Regions from separate parts of the Homo sapiens genome. Here region 2 is linked to region 1. Evidence: chromatin loops called from intact Hi-C (ENCODE). Cell type or tissue: tibial artery. All regions are shown on one strand. Each heading gives the region's core, and the rest is flanking DNA. Links, peaks and the distances in the headings are about the cores only. Region 1 holds the start of SNX33 (sorting nexin 33). Region 2 has its middle 40 kb from the start of MIR4313.

Region 1 (9,575 bases), core at 766-8,765:
GGAGAACATTTCAGGAAGAGGAAACAGTGGAAATGCCTTAAGGCAGGAATGTGCCTGGCATGTCAGAAGAGTAAGAAAGCTATCTTGGCTGGAGCAGAGTGGGCAAGGAGGAGAGGAAGAGGTTAAAGAGCTTGTAGTCCCTTGAAAAGACTTTGGCTTTTATGTTGAGAGGCATATACTTCGGGGTTTTGAGCAAAGGATTGACACTTATGTTTTTTGTTTGTTTTTGTTTTTGAGATAGGGTCTCACACTGTTGCCCAGGCTGGAGTGCAGTGGTACGACCAAGGCTCACTGCAGCCTCAACCTTCCAGCCTCAAGCAATCCTCTTGAGTAGCTAGGACTACAGGCACATGCCACCATGCCCAGCTAATTTTTATTTTTTATTTTATTATTATTATTATTTGAGACAGAGTCTTGCCCAGGCTGGAGTGCAATGGCACGATGTCAGCTCACTGCAACCTCCGCCTCTCAGGTTCAAGCAATTATCCCTGCCTCAGCCTCTCAAGTAGCTGGGATTACAGGCGCCTGCCACCACACCCAGCTAATTTTTGTATTTTTAGTAGAGACGGGGTTTTGCCATGTTGGCTAGGCTGGTCTCGAACTTCTGACCTCAGGTGATCCGCCCACCCTCGGCCTCCCAAAGTGCTGGGATTATAGACGTGAGCCACTGCACCTGGCTACTAATTTTTAAATTTTTTGTAGAGATGGGGTCTCACTATGTTGTCATGGCTGGTGTTGAACTCCTGGGCTCAAGCGATCCTGCTACCTCAGGCTCCCAAAGTGCTGGGATTACAAGCATAAGCCACCATGCCCGGCTCAGAAATTCAATTTTGGACATTTTTGGTTGGAGGCATCCATTAGACTTCTGAGGGGAGATGTCAAGGAGAAATAGATATATGAGTTAAGAGTTTTTTTAAAAAGGGCTGGAGATTTAAAAAATTGGGCATTACTAGAATGAGTGGTATTTGAAGTCATTCGGCTGGATGAGATCATCAAAGGAGTGCCTATGGATACAAAAGACAAGAGGACAACTCTACTGTGGTTACTCTAACGTTAAGAATTATTGGAGGCTTGCTGGGCGCTGTGGCTCATGCCTGTAATCCCAGCACTTTGGGAGGCTGAGGCAGGTGGATCATGAGGTCAGGAGATCGAGACCAGCCTGGTTAACACGGTGAAATCCCATCTCTACTAAAAATACAAAAAGTTAGCCAGGCGTGGTGGCGGGCGCCTGTAATCCCAGCTACTTGGGAGGCTGAGGCAGGAGAATTGCTTGAACCTGGGAGGCGGAGGTTGCAGTGAGCCGAGATCGCACCACTGTACTCCAGCCTGGGTGACAGAGCAAGACTGTCTCAAAAAAGAAAAAAAAAAAAGAATTATTGGAGAGAAGAGGATGAACCAGTGAGGTGGAAGAAATACCAGGAGAGTATGTTCTCTCCAATGCAAATGAAGAAAATGTATCCAGGAGGAAGGAGTGATCAACCAGGTCAAATGCTACCAAAAGGCTAAATAAGAGAAGGACTGAGAATAACCATTAGGGTCCAGCAACACCAAGGCTATTGATGACCTTGACAAGAATAGTTCAGTGGAGTGTGGGAGTAAAAGATTGGCCAGAGGGATTTAAAGAGAGAACAGGAGAAAAAAAATTGGACGCACTTAGTATAGACAGCTATTTCAAGGAATTTTGCTGCAAAGGTGAGCAGAGGAATGGGGCAATAGCTGGTGGGGAAAGTGGAGTCAAAAAAAATTTTGAGATGGAGTCTTGCTCTGTCGCTAGGCTGGAGCGCAGTGGCGGGTGCAATCTCGGCTCACTGCAACCTTTGCCTCCCAGGTTCAAGCGATTCTCCTGCCTCAGCCTCCTGAGTAGCTGGGACTACAGGCACACGCCACCATGCCTAGCTAATTTTTGTATTTTTAGTAGAGACGGGGTTTCACCATGTTGCCCAGGATGGTCTCGACCTCTTGACCTCGTGATCCGCCCACCTCAGCCTCCCAAAGTGCTGGGATTACAGGCAGTAGCCACCATGCCCGGCCTCAAAAAAAATCTTTTTTAACATGTGGGTTGATACTTCACTCAATAGCTGCAGCTTATTGGTTGCTTTCCCAGTCTATTCTACCTCCAAAAGCTCTCCCAGATTTTTGTCTCTCCAGCCTGTTACCCCTGCCCTATGTCAGGCCCTCATCATCTTTTGTCTGCATTCCTACAGTAATAGTCCAGTGTGTCCTGCAGGCTGCCACCAGCAGAGTCAGCCTGAAAACCACTGGGCACAGTTCTCCCTTGCTGTTTCCTTTCCTAAAGGATGGAAATTGGATGCCTGGATGAGGGATGGATGCTGTTTCCTGTGTATGAATCAGGGTCCCAGCAGGAAAGACAGAACACACCCCAGTGAGAATAACGTGAGAGGCTGGGGGTGGTGGCTCATGCTTGTAATCCCAGCACTTTGAGAGACCGAGGCAGAAGGATTGCTTGAGCCCAGGAGTTTGAGATCAGCCTGGGCAACATAGTGAAAAGCCCCCTATACAAAAATACAAAAGTTGGCTGGATGTGGTGGCGGGTGCCTGTAGTTCCAGCTACTTGGGAGGCTGAGGTGGGGAGGATCACCTGAGCCCAGGGAGGTTGAAGCTGCAGTGAGCTGTGATTGTGCCACTGTATTCCAGCCTGGGCAACAGAGTGAGACCCTGTCTCAAAAAAAAAAAAAAAAAAAACAGAAAAGAAAAAAAGAATAATGTGAGACTTGACTAAAGGGACTGTTTCCATAGGAATGGGCAGGGTATAGGGAGATCACAAGGGTTAGTGCAGTTTCCTGAGACTGCTAACATGGCCTGTTTCCCCTAGGACTGAAGAAGGTCCCTGGAGGGGAGGGAATGGGAAGATACAGGTTCTGGAAATCTCAGTGAGGCTGAGGAGTGAGTTCCTCCCAAGAACCTGGAAATAAGGGTGGCTCCTGAGAGTTACAAAAAAACCCGTCTAGAACACATGTGGGAGTAAATCCAAAATGGCTGGTCTGTAAATGTGTGACTGAGTGTTTGGGAACCAACTAAAGTCTGTCAAGGGTGGTGGCTGAGGACGCCTCGGGGAGGTTGGGCTGGAGGGGGACCCTATTGGGTGAACAGAAATCCCAATTGTATTAAGTAAACTAATAAAGGTAAAGCGTTTACTGTAGTGTCCATCACTCAGCAAGCACTAAGGAAGTAGATGCTTTTTTTTGCTTTTTTTTTTTTTTTGTGAGACAGCGTCTCGATCTGTCCCCCAGGCTGGAGTATAATGACATATACAATGGCACCATCTTGGCTCACTGCAGCCTCTCACTCCTGGCCACCTCACCTGGCTGATGCTATCTTTTTTTTTTTTTTTTTGAGATTGGAGTCTTGCTCTATCACCAGGCTAGAGTGCAGTGGCACAATCTCGGCTCACTGCAACCTCTGCCTCCTGGGTTCAAGCAATTCTTCTACCTCAGCCTCCTGAGTAGCTGGGATTACAGGCATGCGCCATCACGCCCAGCTAATTTTTTGTATTTTTAGTAGAGATGGGGTTTCGCCATGTTGGCCAAGCTGGTCTCGAACTCCTGAGCTCAAGTAATCCACCTGCCTTGGCCTCCCAAAGTGCTGGGATTACAGGTGTGAGCCACTGCACCCAGCCCTGATGCTATTGTTAAACTCAGTTTGGAGAAAGGCTATGTGGACAGAAGATAGATCACAGGGAAGGGGGGGGTCCTAAAAGCACGTGGGGAAAACGTATATTCTGTCTTAGAGATGCTAGGACGAACTGTCTTTAGAATGAAGGCTGCCCCATGACAGGAAGCAAGGTTTTAAGGTTACTTGACTGAGAGACTCCTCATACCCTTTCCCCTCTTGGGGGTTCCAGACTCACTGAGCTAACTTTCTGGTAACTGGGCTTCCCAAGGGGTAGCCCAAACTGCCTTGATCTATTGATGCAGAAATTCAGTTCTGCTTGACAGTTTTATTTCTCTGTGCAAATTGATACCTAGCCTTCTGGGGTTTGTACATAGGCCTTTATTCTGGTCAAATGCCAGACCTGCGAAGGGAGTCGGATCCACTCACTGAACCAGTGAAACTGGGTTTTGGAGCCAGAGGTCTGGGAACCATGTCCCTCAAAACAGCCAAAGGTATCCATCTTTAGCAGAACTACCTTGTACCAGTTAATCTGCAATAAGTGACTAGGGAGAGAATGAAGGGAAGATCTAGCTAGACAGGGTAGACAAGACTCCAGGGTATAGCCAGGAAAGGGAGTCCTCCTGAAGCCTTTGCCTCATCTTAGGCACTTCCTCCTTCAGGAAGCTTTCCTTGATCCTTGCTCTACCCAGGCTGGGGTAGGTACCCTCATGTGCACTTTTCATGGCACTAACTAGTCACACTGGGCAGGGAGCATTTGTCTACTTGTCACAACATATCTGAGCTTTTGGAAAATAAGGATAATGTCTTATTTGTCTTTGTAGCTCAGGGGCCTGGTGCAGAGTAGGTACTCAGTTAATGTTTCTTGAGTGCATGACTTGGCTGAATGAATGACTGAGACAGAATGGATTGATTAAAGACAAGAGAGGGTGGACTGTAAGCCCCCCAGGATAGAAACCCCGACTGCCTTGTGGTGTACTACTCCCCAGTGCCCAGCACAGTGCCTAGCAGAATCAATGCCCAAAGTGTTCCCGATATGCTGACCGAGGGTCAGATCCCACTTGCCTCTTCTCGAAGATTCTCTACCTGACCACTTCTCTCCTTGCTGCCGCTGGCTAGCACAGAACATCCAGTCCCCGCTGCTGTACTAAGCAACACGGAACCGGGTGGCACCTAGACTTGTTCCCTGTCGCTGCAGATGTAGAGTAGTGTCTTTCCCTCCTTCCAAGCTAGTCGCCCAGGGCAGGGTCGCCCTGTCTGGCTAGGGTGCTGCACCCGCAGCTCTCGGTATCTTAGGTCAGACGCCTGGAACGCGCAGGCCGTTTCTGTTCCTCCGGAAAACAATCTCTGAGCTGCGCCACGACCCGTCCCTGCGGAGCAGGAGTGGGGAATGGGAAGGTGGGAAGGCGAGTCCGCGACTCTGCTCCCCAACCCCAGCTGGCGCGGCGGCTTTCCACGCACCCCCCTCCCCCCACCCCGATCTCCCGATCCTGGCTCTGGCGCGGTGCTCCTTGCAGCCCCACGCTTTGCAAACTTTCGGAGTTTTACTCCATTTGCGTCACGGAAAAGGCAGGAGGATGACGGAGTCCAGGAAGCGAGGCAGCGGCAGCTGGCAAGCTCCCCCGCCGGGCGCTCCAACCACGGGGGCGTGAGGTGTCTCCCGGCGAGGGCGGACAGGCGGAGGGAGAGGAGGGGAGGTGGCGGTCCCAGGGACCAGCCCCGGAGGCTCTCGGGCCCCCTCGTTCCCGGGTCGTTTCCTCCCTCTCGCCTCCCGGACTGAGCGCCAGCGAGCGAGGGCGCTGGCCAGCTGGGAAGCCGCGCGGAGGAGTAGGCGGGGGCTCGGCTGCAGCGCCCCGGGCCCGCGGGAGGGCGGAGCTGGCCGTCCCTGCCCCGCCGGGACGCACGGAAGTGCAGCGGAGTTTGCCCGATTCTCCAGCCTGCTTCCCCCTCCCTCCTCCCTCTCCCCACCCCTCACCTCCCCTTTGGCGATCCCCTCCTTCCTCAGGACGCCACCTCCCGGAATCGCCTTTTTGTTTTGGAGCTGCCTTCTCGCTGGCGGAGCGGAGGGTCTGCGAGCGCCGGGGAAGGCAGGCTGGGGGCGCAGCCCGCCCCCCACTGGCCGGGCCCCGCAGGGCGGAGAGGAGGACGGACGGACAGACGGCTGGCCGCGCCATCTGCTCGCCGGAGCTCACTCTCCAAACTCCAAACTGTTGAGTGTGTGCGTGCACGCGAGGGTGGTGATCGGGGGTCGTAAGTCCCGGGTGAGGAACCGGTTTCTGCTGGGGTTACCTTTGGACGGGGTTCCTGGGATTCAGAGCAGGGTCAGCGTCAGGCTCAGAAACTGCTGAGGAATTAGGCAAACAAAAGAGACCACTCAGCGAGTGGCTAGAAGTCGCCCGACAGCCTCGTCGCGCCCCCTCCTTCCTCCGGGGTTGGGGCTGGCCACTTCTGGGGCGGGGAGAGGGCGCCCGAGCCGGCGGGGGCTCCGGCTGCGCAGCCGGGGTCGAAGAGTTGGCGGCCTGTTGTGTAAGCCTCAGTCCTTGTTTTCCCGGCCTGGCTCGTTGTGAAGCCGGACACATCCACCCTTGGACTCGATTCAGGCGGCTGCTGCTTTTCTCCTTGCCCCTCTTGGATTTTCCGGATTTTTGAAAACCCAGTGGCCCAGGAGCAAGAGGAGGAAGGAGGAAGGGGCAGATCTGCAGAGGAATGTGAGAGCCTCCCAAAGCGAGAGCCGCCAAAAGAATCTGGGAGCCAGAGGGACAGCCGAGCCCTGCCCGGGTTTCTGGAATGGTGGTTTCAGAGTGAGTCTCTTCTATTTTAGAACGTTGTTCCAGTGGAAAGTGTCGAATTTTTCCCCTCGCAGGGCAGATTTCTCCAGGTCACTTGACTTTTCTTCTGGGAGTAGGAGTTAGGAGAGATTCCCCTCTAACCCCCCAGAGGCTGCTAAGGGAGGAGGAGACTGTGGACATGAGCCCTCCCTGCTCACAAGCATATGCCCGGAGACCTGATAGGGCAGTTTCTGGGCCATGGACATTGCTTTGAAGAGGGGGAGACTGGACAGCATCTGTGGGTGCTGAGACCCCACCTTAGGACCTGAGAGATTGAACTGTGTAAGCGCCATTCAGCTGCGAGTGCATTCTTGGACTGCCTTGTGAGCATCCCCGGTCTGGGCAGGACCCTCTCCTTCCCATCTTTCTATACCACCCAGCCCAGCCATGGCACTGAAAGGCCGAGCCCTCTATGACTTTCACAGTGAGAACAAGGAGGAAATCAGCATCCAGCAGGATGAGGACCTGGTCATCTTTAGCGAGACCTCACTGGATGGCTGGCTGCAGGGCCAGAACAGCCGTGGGGAGACAGGGCTCTTTCCTGCCTCTTATGTGGAGATCGTCCGTTCTGGCATCAGCACCAACCATGCTGACTACTCCAGCAGCCCTGCAGGCTCTCCCGGAGCCCAGGTGAGCTTGTACAACAGCCCCAGTGTGGCCAGCCCAGCTAGGAGTGGTGGGGGCAGTGGCTTCCTCTCAAACCAGGGTAGCTTTGAGGAGGATGATGATGATGACTGGGATGACTGGGACGACGGATGCACAGTGGTGGAGGAGCCACGGGCTGGTGGGCTGGGCACCAACGGGCACCCTCCCCTCAACCTCTCCTACCCTGGTGCCTACCCCAGCCAGCACATGGCCTTCCGGCCCAAGCCACCACTGGAGCGGCAGGACAGCCTGGCATCTGCCAAGCGAGGCAGTGTGGTGGGCCGTAACCTCAACCGTTTCTCATGCTTTGTGCGTTCTGGAGTGGAGGCCTTCATCCTGGGTGATGTGCCCATGATGGCCAAGATCGCTGAGACATACTCCATTGAAATGGGCCCTCGTGGCCCCCAGTGGAAGGCCAATCCCCACCCATTTGCCTGCTCTGTGGAGGACCCCACAAAACAGACCAAATTCAAGGGCATCAAAAGCTACATCTCCTACAAGCTCACACCCACCCATGCTGCCTCACCCGTCTACCGGCGCTACAAACACTTTGACTGGCTCTATAACCGCCTGCTACACAAGTTCACTGTCATCTCGGTGCCCCACCTGCCTGAGAAGCAGGCCACTGGCCGCTTCGAGGAGGACTTCATCGAAAAGCGGAAGCGGAGACTCATCCTCTGGATGGACCACATGACCAGCCACCCTGTGCTCTCCCAGTACGAAGGCTTCCAGCATTTCCTCAGCTGCCTGGATGACAAGCAGTGGAAGATGGGCAAACGCCGGGCGGAGAAGGATGAGATGGTGGGTGCCAGCTTCCTGCTCACCTTCCAGATCCCCACCGAGCACCAGGACTTGCAGGACGTGGAAGATCGCGTGGACACTTTCAAGGCCTTCAGTAAGAAGATGGACGACAGCGTCCTGCAGCTCAGCACTGTGGCATCAGAGCTGGTGCGTAAACATGTGGGGGGCTTCCGCAAGGAATTCCAGAAGCTGGGCAGTGCCTTCCAGGCCATCAGTCATTCCTTCCAGATGGACCCCCCCTTTTGCTCTGAGGCCCTCAACAGTGCCATTTCTCACACGGGCCGTACCTATGAAGCCATCGGGGAGATGTTTGCTGAGCAGCCCAAGAATGACCTCTTCCAGATGCTGGACACACTGTCTCTCTACCAGGGCCTGCTCTCCAACTTCCCTGACATCATCCATCTACAAAAAGGTAAGGCCCAGTGCAGGCAGGAAACTCGTCCTGAGTCTGGCTCTCTGCTGGGCCCTGGGGAGATGGGGATGGCCTGGATAGAATGGAGCAACTTGTCTTTATTTCTCTGTCTCAATCATTCATTTAACAAATGTGTTGGGCTGGGCACGGTGGCTTACGCTTGTAATCTCAGCACTTTGGGAGGTTGAAGTAGGAGGATCACTTGGGCCCAGGAGGTTGAGACTACAGTGAGCCCGATTGTGCCACTGCACTCCAGCCTGGGTGACAGAGTGAGACCCTGTCTCTAAAACAAACAAACAAACAAACAAACAAACAAATGTGTTGAATATCAACTCTGTGTCTGTGGCAAATGTGCTTCTAGGTGCAGGGATATTGTTGTGCACAGGCCCGGTCTCTGTCCTCATGGAGCTTGATATTTACCTTCTTGTCAGTTCATTCATTTTCTCTGTTTGCATCTCGTTTACCCATCATGCATGGTGTCATGCTGGGTTCTGAGAACACATAGATGACCAGGCCCCAGGCCTTGCCCTTGAGGAGCCGGTAGGCCCTTGGGAGACACAGACCCAACCCAGATAACAAGAGCTCAGAGTGGGGGCCTGTCTTGTGCTCCTTGCAAGTTAACCTCCCCACCTTTGCAGCTTTGGAAGCTACTCTCACCACTGTGTATTCTCTTTATGAGCGTCTTGTCTGTGTGCAGGAAGATCCCTGTCCCCATTTTGCAGATGAAGGAGCTAGTGTCCACAGAAGAGTGGTTGCACAGCCTGTGGCCCGGCTGGGACTGTCCCTTCCTCCTGCCACCTCCCCAAGGACACGTCCATGTTGGCCACTTCCCAAGCCTAGCCATGTTTTCAGTTCTCATGACCCCCTCTGTGGGGGAGGGACAGGATGGGCCTCTGCCTGTTACTGCTGGGGCTGTCCATGAACTGCCGGGGAAATGACTCATCCTGGGTCACACAGGGGCACTCTGGCTGGGCCAGGGGTGCAGAATCAGGGGTCCAGGGCACTGTCCACATGGCCTATCCAACTCCTGCTTCCCAAGCCTGGCTTCTCTTCTTGCCTGAGGAGAGAGCCAGTGGCTGCCCCAGCAGGTGCCTGAGTCCTGGGCACAGCTGGGAGGGCAGATGTCAGGAGAGAGGTGTGATCCTCCCTGGGGCTGCTTGGTAACTCGTCTGCAGGGCGTGGAGCTGGCTCCCTGGCCCTTGGGCCCTGAGGTTAGACCTGGCTTGGTGGGGAGTTTGACTCTGGGTGGGGCCAGGGGG
Region 2 (9,575 bases), core at 994-8,993, 160 kb after region 1:
CCACACAGTTTCCCAGCTGAGCTCATCACCAGAGTCCTACAAATCAGACAGTCAAACTACCCCAAACTCTGTCCCTAGAAGCTGTGACCCAGAGGGAGCCCTTGTCCAGCTGTAGCCCAGGGACACCGCAGCCTGAGCAGGACTGCACCTGTTCCCCCCCAGGAGCCTCATCTCTGTCTGGCCTGGCTTTGGCTTCCAATGCCCTCAGCTTTGGCTTCAGAATCTGTTGGGTCAGATTCATGAGAGCTCTGGCCTTCTTCGGTTTAGGGATTTTTAAATAGTTTTTTCAAGCAGGCAGTAGATGAGCTCTGCTTGCTTACCTCTAAGAATTGGCTAGAACTCACAGAAGGCTGTTATACTCATAGTTACAGCTTGATTACATGGAAAGGATACAGATTAAAATCAGGGAAGAAAGGTATAGGGCTGAGTCCAGGAGGGCACCAGGCATGGAGTGTCCATTATCCCTTCCCCATGCAATCAGAGTGCATTACCCTCCCGGCTTTGCTATGTGCCAATACACATGAAGTATTCCCAGCCAATGAGGCTCCCTCAAGCCTCAGTGTTCTGGGTTTTTACTGGAACTTCATCACAGAGGCATGCTTGATTGTCCATGTGGCTGCGCTCAGTTTCCAGTCTCCAGTACTTCCAGGAGTGACCTAAAGCCCAGACTCTAAATCACATAGTTGCTTTTTTGCCCTGGCTAGTCCCTACCCTAAATCTTATTATTAGGCTGTCCATCATGAGCCAAGATCCCCAGGCAAAGATATTCCTATCAGGTATTACATGTTGACAGTTACCTCCCAGGAGTCTAGGACAAAGGCCAGATCTCTTTTTGGTCAAGGTTAATTTTTTTTCCTTATTTTTTAAAACTATACGACATGCCATCATTCTATTATTCAATCTTTCTATTTTATCTTCAAAATAACCCTAATTGGTGGGTAAGGATGTTTATTATTATAAACGAGATCTCGAAAGAAAAGACACTTGGGCAAAGTTGCACAGTCTATCTTTGACTCATGGTGCAATACTCTTTCCACTCTCTGAGAACACTGAGTCCTGTGAAGAAGGTGAAAGGAAGGTGTGTGCGTGTGTGTGCACGTCTGTGTTGGTGTGTGTAAATGTATATCTAATAAGTGTGTATAGATATGTGTATGTCTCTGTATTTGTGTTTGTGTATACATGTGGATGTCTGGGTGTCTATATGCATGTTTGTGTGTGTGTACACATGCTCATGGGGAAGGTTAAAGAGAAAATTGGCCCGGTGCGGTGGCTCATGCCTGTAATCCCAGCACTTTGGAAGGCTAAGGCGAGCAGATTGCCTGAAGTCAGGAGTTCGAGACCATTCTGGCCAACATGGTGAAACTCCATCTCTACTAAAAATGCAAAAAAATTATCTGGACGTGGTGGCATGCACCTGTAAACCCAGCTACTCAGGATTGCTTGAACCAGGGAGGTGAAGGTTGCAGTGAGACGAGATCGCACCACTGTACTCCAGCCTGGGCAACAGAGTGAGATTCCATCTCAAAAAGGAGAGAGAGAGAGTCAGCAGTGTGCAGTGATGCACATCTGTAATGCCAGCTACACAGGAGGTGGACGGAGGAGGATCACTTGAGCCCGGGAGTTTGAGAGAGAGAGAGAAAATTTCAATAATCTTGCAGTTAGAAGGAAAAACCTGGGGCTGAGCACAAAGAGACATAAAGCACAGCATAAAGAGGCAGAGAAATGTCTAATGAAAAGTGACAAAGAATTAATTAGTTCTTATATAAAGAAATATAGGACTTTAGCAGCAGGATAAAACTGGAATATAATTTCTTCTAGAATCCTGATAATCTTTGTGAGAAAACTGTTGGTCATATATGTTAATTGCCAAAACTTGCAGGACCCTATGCAATAGAACTAGCAAATAAAACCATCTTTCTGAAACTCACTATGCTACAAGCAGCATTCAACTCTTTCTCAACCAAGATTTCACTAACCTATCTCCAGCTTCCAGATGGTGAGGGAAAGTGTGATGAGATTTTATGATAAATTGTGCCTGTCTCTGAGTCCATCTCCTTCTATTGAAGAGAAGGAAAATGAGGTGAGCACATTACAGCCCTGCTGACAAAAGTCACAAGATAAGCAAATAATTATTACTTAAAACCAGGGAGTCCTATAATTTATTCATGAATGCCACACATTCTATATTAGATCTTCCATTTCAATTTACTTGTATTATTTGAAGCTAATTTATAAGATTCAAATTATTCAGAAAATGCTCCCACGTAAATAGAAGAAAACACTTTAACCAGAGGAAGTATCATGCTACACAATATGGTGTGGTGGTGAAGGGTGCAGGCTCTAAAACCAGAAAACACAGGTTCAAGTCCTGGCCTTACCACCTTGGGAAAGTTACATGGTCTCTCTGTGCCTCCATTTCCCCATCTAAAATGTGGGGATGACAATAATAGTGTCTATTTCACAGAGCAGTTTTGAGGAAAATAATATATGTAAAGCACTGTGAACAGCAGTTAGTGCTATGTAAGTGTTTGCTCTAGTTATTTTAACATTTCAGATGATAAATATCTACCCTGTTATTCAGATGACAAGCGTCCCTAAGCTGATAACATGATGAAGAGCTTTTGGGTTTCTTAATTTCCATCAGTTTTGTGAGGGAAAAAATACCACATGAAGAAGAGCAACTGAAGCAGGCGTGAGGAGGAAACTTGGCTTAAGATTGGGGGGCTTGGGGTTATTAGGCTTTCATCTTCTAAAATGTCCTAAGCTCCATTGATAAGAAGACACTTAGTATCAATCCAGCTAAAAAGGAACAATAGACCCCACAAGACACTGAGTTAGAGACAAAAATAGCAGGGTAATAAATGAAATATGGAAAACTACACAACCAGAAAAATAAACAGCTACCAGTACCCAAAACGTGGTTAAATCTCACAGGATTATATTGAATGAAAGAAGCCAGCCACAAACGTGCACATACTGAATGGTCCCATTTATATGAAGCTAAAGAACAGGCGAAACTAATCCATGGTTGCAGAGGTCAGGATCCTGGTTAACTTTGAGGGGACAGCAACTGAGAAGGGGCAAGAGGGAGCCCTCTGTGCTGATGGGAACATTCTGTATCTTGAACTGAGTGGCGGTCACATAAGTGTGCACATATGTAAATAGTAAGGAGTTGTAGCTTAAGGTATAGGCACCTCGCTGAATGTAAGATACTGTCTTAGTCCATGTGTGCTGCTGTAACAAAATATTTGAGACTGGGTAATGTGTAAAGAACAAAAATGTATTTCTCACAGTTCTGGTGGGTGGGAAGTCCAAGATCAAAGCGCCAGCAGGTTTGTAGTCTAGTGAGGGCTGCTCTCTGCTTCCAAGATGGCACCTTAAATGCTGAGACCTCCAGAGGTGAGGAATGCTGTGTCCCAGCATGGTGGAAAGAACAGAAAAGCAAAAGAAGAAAACCGAGCTGGGTAGCTCCCTCAAGCCCTTTCATAAGGTCACTAATCCCATTCACGAGGGGGCTCCTCCTTACAGCTTAGTCATCTCCTAAAGACTCCACCTCTTAATACTATCACATTGGGGTTTAAGTTCCAACATGAATTTTGGAGGAGACACAATCATTCCAACCATAGCAAATATACTTTACTAAGAAAGAAAAAAACATAGTCTCTAAATATGATATTTTAAGAGTTTATATATTTAAAGCTCAATTTTCTGCTTGCTTACATACATATTTGTGACCATGAGTGTCATTCTTGGCTGAGAAACATTTCAGTAAATTTTAAAAAGTCTCACATTATCTATTAATATCTTATTCAGATAAGATCAAATTTCTAACCTACATTTTAGGTTGAGACAGAAACCCAGTCATTTGTTGCAATGTGAGAATGACAGAGAGATAGTAACTAGCAGAATCCAACTATAAAACTAAATTTAAGGGCACAATTCTCTACTAATCACTCCCCCAGACAAATCATTACTTGGATAGCAATGAATCAACTAAAAATGGAAGTGAGAAAAGTTCGAGTCCTTTTTGCGATGGATGGATGCTTATGAGACTATTAAGTGAAGGGGGTTCGGAAATAAGGGGATAAATGGCATACTAATTTGAGGTTGAATGGAGTAATGAGATGACCTTGGAAATATAAGAATCCTGCTTAATGGGGCTTGTCTACTTGCAATTCGATAAACTAATATACGTAAATTCAAGGAGATAAAGGACATGAGCACTCAGCACAAAATTACAGGAATAGATTTAGCAAAGAGGAACCAAAGTTGAGATAAGGGCCACTGTTCCAGGTCTGACATCTTTAATTCTTGAGTCATGGGGATGGTAAACCAGAGAACAGAGTCTTCCGACTGGAAGCTAAAACCAGCCTTTGGGGTGGGTTCAGAGAGCCTGTTCAGACTCAAGATGCGAAAACAGATGTTGCATGGTCGAAAACATCCCGAGTGCAAGGGCATTTTCAAAGACAGCGGTGCTCAGGGAAAAAGAATACTGTGTGTTTAAAAAGAAAAAAAATTAAAAGAAAGAATGGAAACAAGGAGGAAAAAGTGACCGGAGTGTAGGGTGACCATACGTTCTGGTTTGCAAGGTACAGCTAATGTTATGTCTGCTGTCCTGGTACAATTATTATAGTGCCCCCTTTCACTCTCCGAAGTGTCTTGATTTGGATGATAAAGCATATGATCACCCTATTAAAGAGAGGAAATTAGCCAGAAGACCTTTGTGTCGATTTTAAACGGTGTGGACTGATCCGCAGTCGCGCTCTTGCCGCTGCCCAGCTGAGCAGCGTGCACCACCTCTGCGTCGCCCTACCCCGCCCTGCCTGGGTCTCCAGGAAGGTTGGAGCGGAACCCGCGCTGCTCTGGTGCCACCTGCAGGTTATATGGGGGAACTGCTTCTCTCCACCCCACTACCCACCACCCCACATCCCCACCGCCACCTTGGACAGCCTTGGACTTGGCCAAAAGACATTAAGAGCACGCGAAGCCCTGGCTGGGGAGTGGGCTGGACCCTGCAGTGAAGCCCGCGTTACAGAATCAGACGGTCCCGGCTTAAGCCAACAAAGCCAAGCTCCTCTACTTCCTACCCACTCCTGGTCTTTCTCATTTTGTAGACAGGAAACTGAAGCCTAATTCAGATTTTTCATTGGTAGGATTGTGAAGCATACAGCGGGAGCCTCCCAGGTGCCATTCCCCACATCTCTGTCTTTCCGCTAACACTTTAGGGTAGTGGGGAGCTTAAGCTTACTAAGTTCCTACTGTGTACTGGCCAGAGTGGGCACTTTTATCTCCAGCCTCGCAATTGATGGGAAATAGGTGATTATACAACTAGGAGACAGGATCAGAGTGGGCTAGCGATGTGCTCACAGTCTCTCAGCTGAAACTGGAACCCAGGGGTCTTTGATTCTAAAGCTAGTGCTCTTTTTGGGTCTCCAGCTTGAGTAATAGTTGTAAAATACAAAGAGCACCATGAAAATCTAATATCAATCCATATAAGACTGTATTGCAAACAGAAACATAGAGTGTCTTCGTGGGAGTGATGGGGAGGGGGGAGATTACCTCAATTCTATGTAACCTGGAAACTCTCCGAGGAAAATGAATGAAGCATGACCAAGTGCAATTTGTCTGATAAAATCTGTCAGAACGTGGGGCCTTGTGTGTCCTGGGTAGTGAAGATGAGAAATCATGGTGCTGGACATTTGCTAAGGTGTTCCTTATGAAATCACTCAGGGCCTCAGTGCCTCCACTCTCTCCATGACCCCAGGCAGTTTCCCCATCTGTCTTCATCCTACTGCCTGGCACACTATCCATCAAACTGTTTTTAGAGTTATGTCTCGATAAAATAAAAATCATGGTGGGAGTCATTTACACCCTAGTGAGAGTCATCTAAGATTCCCTTATCTTTTCAGACCTTTTAGCTGAAGTTGGTTATGAGAGAGGATGGGGAGGGGGAAAAGGGTTGGGGCAAGCACTTGGAGCTTGCACTGTTTCTTGCCGGTGCCCTGGCACAGTGTGAATATGTCCATCTAAATGGAGAGCTCTATGCATGTTCCTCTCTACTCCCTTTGTCACTAATACCAGTTCCCAAGGCAGAGCCCCAGGAGGGCTGGACTGAAGGACCTGGAGGTAATAGCAAACGCTTGGCTTTGGGTTTCAGGTCAAGCTCTGCCAGTGACTTGCTGTGTAAGAGGAGACAAGTCAGTTCACCTCTCTACACTTCAGTGACCTCATCTGTAAAAGACTGGTCTGGACTAGATTAATGATTTTCTTATTTATTTTATTATTATTATTATTTTTGAGATGGAGACTTGCTCTGTCGCCCAGGCTGGAGTGGAGTGCAGTGGTACAATCTCGGCTCACGGCAACCTCTGCCTCCCAGGTTCAAGAGATTCTCCTGTCTCACCCTCCCAAGTAGCTGGAACTACAGGTGCCTGCCACCACACCCGGCTAATTTTTGTATTTTTAGTAGAGATGTGGTTTCACCATATTAGTCAGGCTGGTCTTGAACTCCTGACCTCAGGTGATCCACCTGCATCAGCCTCCCAAAGTGCTGGGATTACAGGTGTGAGCCACTGTGCCCAGCCTAATGATTTTCTTTAGGTTTTGCAATTGTTTTTTGTTTTAACATTATACTCAATTCTTCCTCCAGCATTATTAAGGTATAATTGATAAATAAAAATTGTATATAGTTACAGTATTCAATGTGGTGTTTTGATATATGCATACATTATAAAATTATTAAATCAAGTTAATTAACATTTCCATCACCTCACAACTTATTATTATTATTATTATTGTGGTAAGAACATTTAAGATGTATTTGCTTAGAATAGTGTTTACTAGCAGTGAGGAAAGTTAAGCGGGAGAGAGTAGCCAAAGGCTGGCTAACAGGTTAACAGATACAAGAGTACATGGCTGGGCCGGGCGCGGTGGCTCATGCCTGTAATCCCAGCACTTTGGGAGGCCAAGGCGGACCACCTGAGGGCAGGAGTTCGAGACCAGCCTGGCCAACACGGTGAAACCCCGTCTCTATGAAAAATACAAAAATTAGCTGGGCATGGTGGCTCATGCCTGTAATCCCAGGTACTTGAGAGGCTGAGGCATGAAAACAGGAGGCAGAGGTTGCAGTGAGCCAAGATCATGCCACTTCACTCCACCACCCTGGGAGATAGAGTGAGACTCTGTCAAAAAAAAAAAAAAGTACATGGCTGAGTTTGGTGGCTCATGCCTATCATCCCAGCACTTTGGGAGGCTGAGGTGGGAGGATCACTTGAACCCAGGAGTTTGAGAGCAGCCTGGGGAACATAGGGAGATTCCCATCTCTGCAAAAAATTTAAAAATTCGCCATGCACTTTTAGCTACTCCGGAGGGCTACAGAGGTCAAGGCTGCAGTGAGCTGTGATTGCACCACTGCACTCCAGCCTAGGGGACAGAGTGAGACCCTGTCCGAAAAAAAAAAAAAGAATACAGCTAGATAGGAGGAATAGTTCTAGTTTCTTTAGCACTATAGGGTGACTATAATTTATGACAATTTATTATATATTTTCAAATAGCTAGAAGAGTGGATTTTGAATGGTCCCAGAACAAAGAAATGATAAATATTTGAGGTGGTGGAGACGCTAATACCCTGATTTGATCATTATACATTACATACATATATAAAAATATTATACTGTACCCCATAAACAAGTACAATTATTATGTATCAAATAAAAATAATAATAAAAGCAAAAAATCTACTCTCTCAGCAATTTTAAAGTATACATTATTATTAACTATAGTCATCATGCTGTACAACAGATCTCCAGAATTTATAAGATTCTATTTAATTCCATTCAAAGTACTACATACATAGAGTTAAGAACAAAATGGTATCTGGAGCAAGAAATCCTCGGTAAAACAAAAAAAGAAGAAAAAAAGAACAAAATGGTAATAAAAGGCTTATATCAAAAAGCATTTCCTCTGCCCTTTCCTTTCTTGCATTGAGTCCTAAATCCCAGAGGCCATCACTTTAAACTCATTTTGCTATTTCCTCTGGTATTTATCATCATATTTCTAAATAATGTTTATGTTGCTATTTCTTGATTTGTTTTCTTCAGTATCTGTCTACCTCCTGGCATAGCTCAGTATAGGGCTTACCTCCCTTATGAGGTCTTAACAATTTCCTTGCTTCCAATCTACCAGTCTGATTGGATCATAGTCTTATGAAATCCAAAGCATTTCCATTATTGTAGGTATCTAAATATTGTTCCCTAACCCAACTCCTGCACTGAAATTGTCTAATTTCTTTCCTTTTTTTCCCTCAGAGTTAATAATTGCTTTGTATTTTTTTCCTTCATTTGCTTATATGTTTTTGTACCTATTACCTACCTTTTTTTTTTTTTTGAGACAGAGTCTCACTCTGTCATCCAGGCTGGAGTACAGTGGCACAATCTCAGCTCACTGCAACCTCCAAGTCCTGGATGCAAGCAATTCTCCTGCCTCAGCTTCCTAAGTAGCTGGGACTACAGGCGCATACCACCACGCCTGGCTAACTTTTGTATTTTTTAGTAGAGACGGAGTTTCACCATATTGGCCAGGCTGGTCTCAAACTCCTGACCTCTTGATCTGCCCACCTCAGCCTCCCAAAGTGCTGGGATTACAAGTGTGAGTCACCGCTTCTGGCCCACCTACTATTTTATTTTCAGATGCTCCAACTGATTTATCAAATGCCTAGTGATAATGATCCAAAAACTAAGAAACACCAGATACTGTATCAGACCTGTTATTTTCCTGGAGGCTTCCCTTTCTCCCTTGCCCTCCATCCTTCTGCTCCAATCTGGACTCAGCTCTCAGCCCATGGCACATCTGGCATCCTGGCATGTCTCTGCACCATCGTGTGAATTTCCTCCTGCCTCTTCTGTTGCATCTCCTGTTCCTTGGCCCCAGATCTTCTTTTTTCCTGGTTTACTCTCTCACTGTGTTGCAGCACATTTTCCAGTGGCTTCCTGAGAAAGAGTGAATGGAAGCCAAGCTTTCTGACCCTCACACATTTTAGAATGTCATTGTTCTACCCCAACTCCTGATTACTAGTTTGGCTGGATGTAATGCTCTAATTTAAATGTAACTTCTCCTCACATTGGGAAATATTGCTCTATTATTTTCTAGTTCCCAGTGTTGTTGGGAATAAGTCCGTGTCATGCGGAGTCTTGGCTCTTTACATGTGACCTGTCTTTTCTCTCTGGAAGATTTTAGGGTTTTCTCTCTATCCTTAGTTTTCTGGAATTTCCCAATGCTGTGCCTTGCTGTAGGTCTTTCTTCATTCACTGTGCTAGTCACCTGGTAGACTCTTTTGAACTAGAAAATTATTTCCTTCTATTGTGGGAAGCCACCAGCAGGTTCGTGTGAGCTGGTTAATCACATTCTTTTCTTCCAAGGACGGAGGTATCAAGGCCCTGGGAACCTTATAAGTGGATGTGGGGAAAGGGGGCCTGAGGTGAATCCAACAAAGCTGCAGCACCCACTGAGCTCATGTCCCAGGGCTAGGCTCTGCCTGAGGACAGGAGACATGGGTGAGACCCACTTCCTGCCCAGTC

What was found. Hi-C counts contacts between places; a loop is a spot of excess contacts. Peaks named below come from ENCODE experiments on the same cell type or tissue, not always from the same donor. Only the 100,000 strongest peaks of a DNase experiment are listed, where the experiment ranks them.
Region 2: a loop joins it to region 1, with 3 times the contacts of the local background. A loop is called at or near these places in 7 of 110 quality-filtered maps.

Annotation. Positions count from the first base shown.
Region 1 is chr15:75,642,258-75,651,832 of GRCh38, forward strand. SNX33 (sorting nexin 33) reads left to right here and starts at 5,655. Exons shown (of 2, transcript NM_153271.2): 1 at 5,655-8,316. The coding sequence starts at 6,846. RefSeq lists a silencer at 5,274-5,813 and enhancers at 5,439-6,130, 8,828-9,575. In tibial artery, for the core only: CTCF peaks have their summits at 5,742 (motif pointing left) and 5,942; DNase peaks (open chromatin) are centred at 4,910, 5,274 and 5,654; H3K4me3 peaks cover 4,535 bases; H3K27ac peaks cover 6,055 bases.
Region 2 is chr15:75,797,397-75,806,971 of GRCh38, forward strand. No RefSeq gene overlaps it. Among named protein-coding and RNA genes, the nearest start is that of MIR4313, 40 kb to the left of the region's middle. In tibial artery, for the core only: a CTCF peak has its summit at 4,860 (motif pointing left); a DNase peak (open chromatin) is centred at 4,925; H3K4me3 peaks cover 303 bases; H3K27me3 peaks cover 1,202 bases.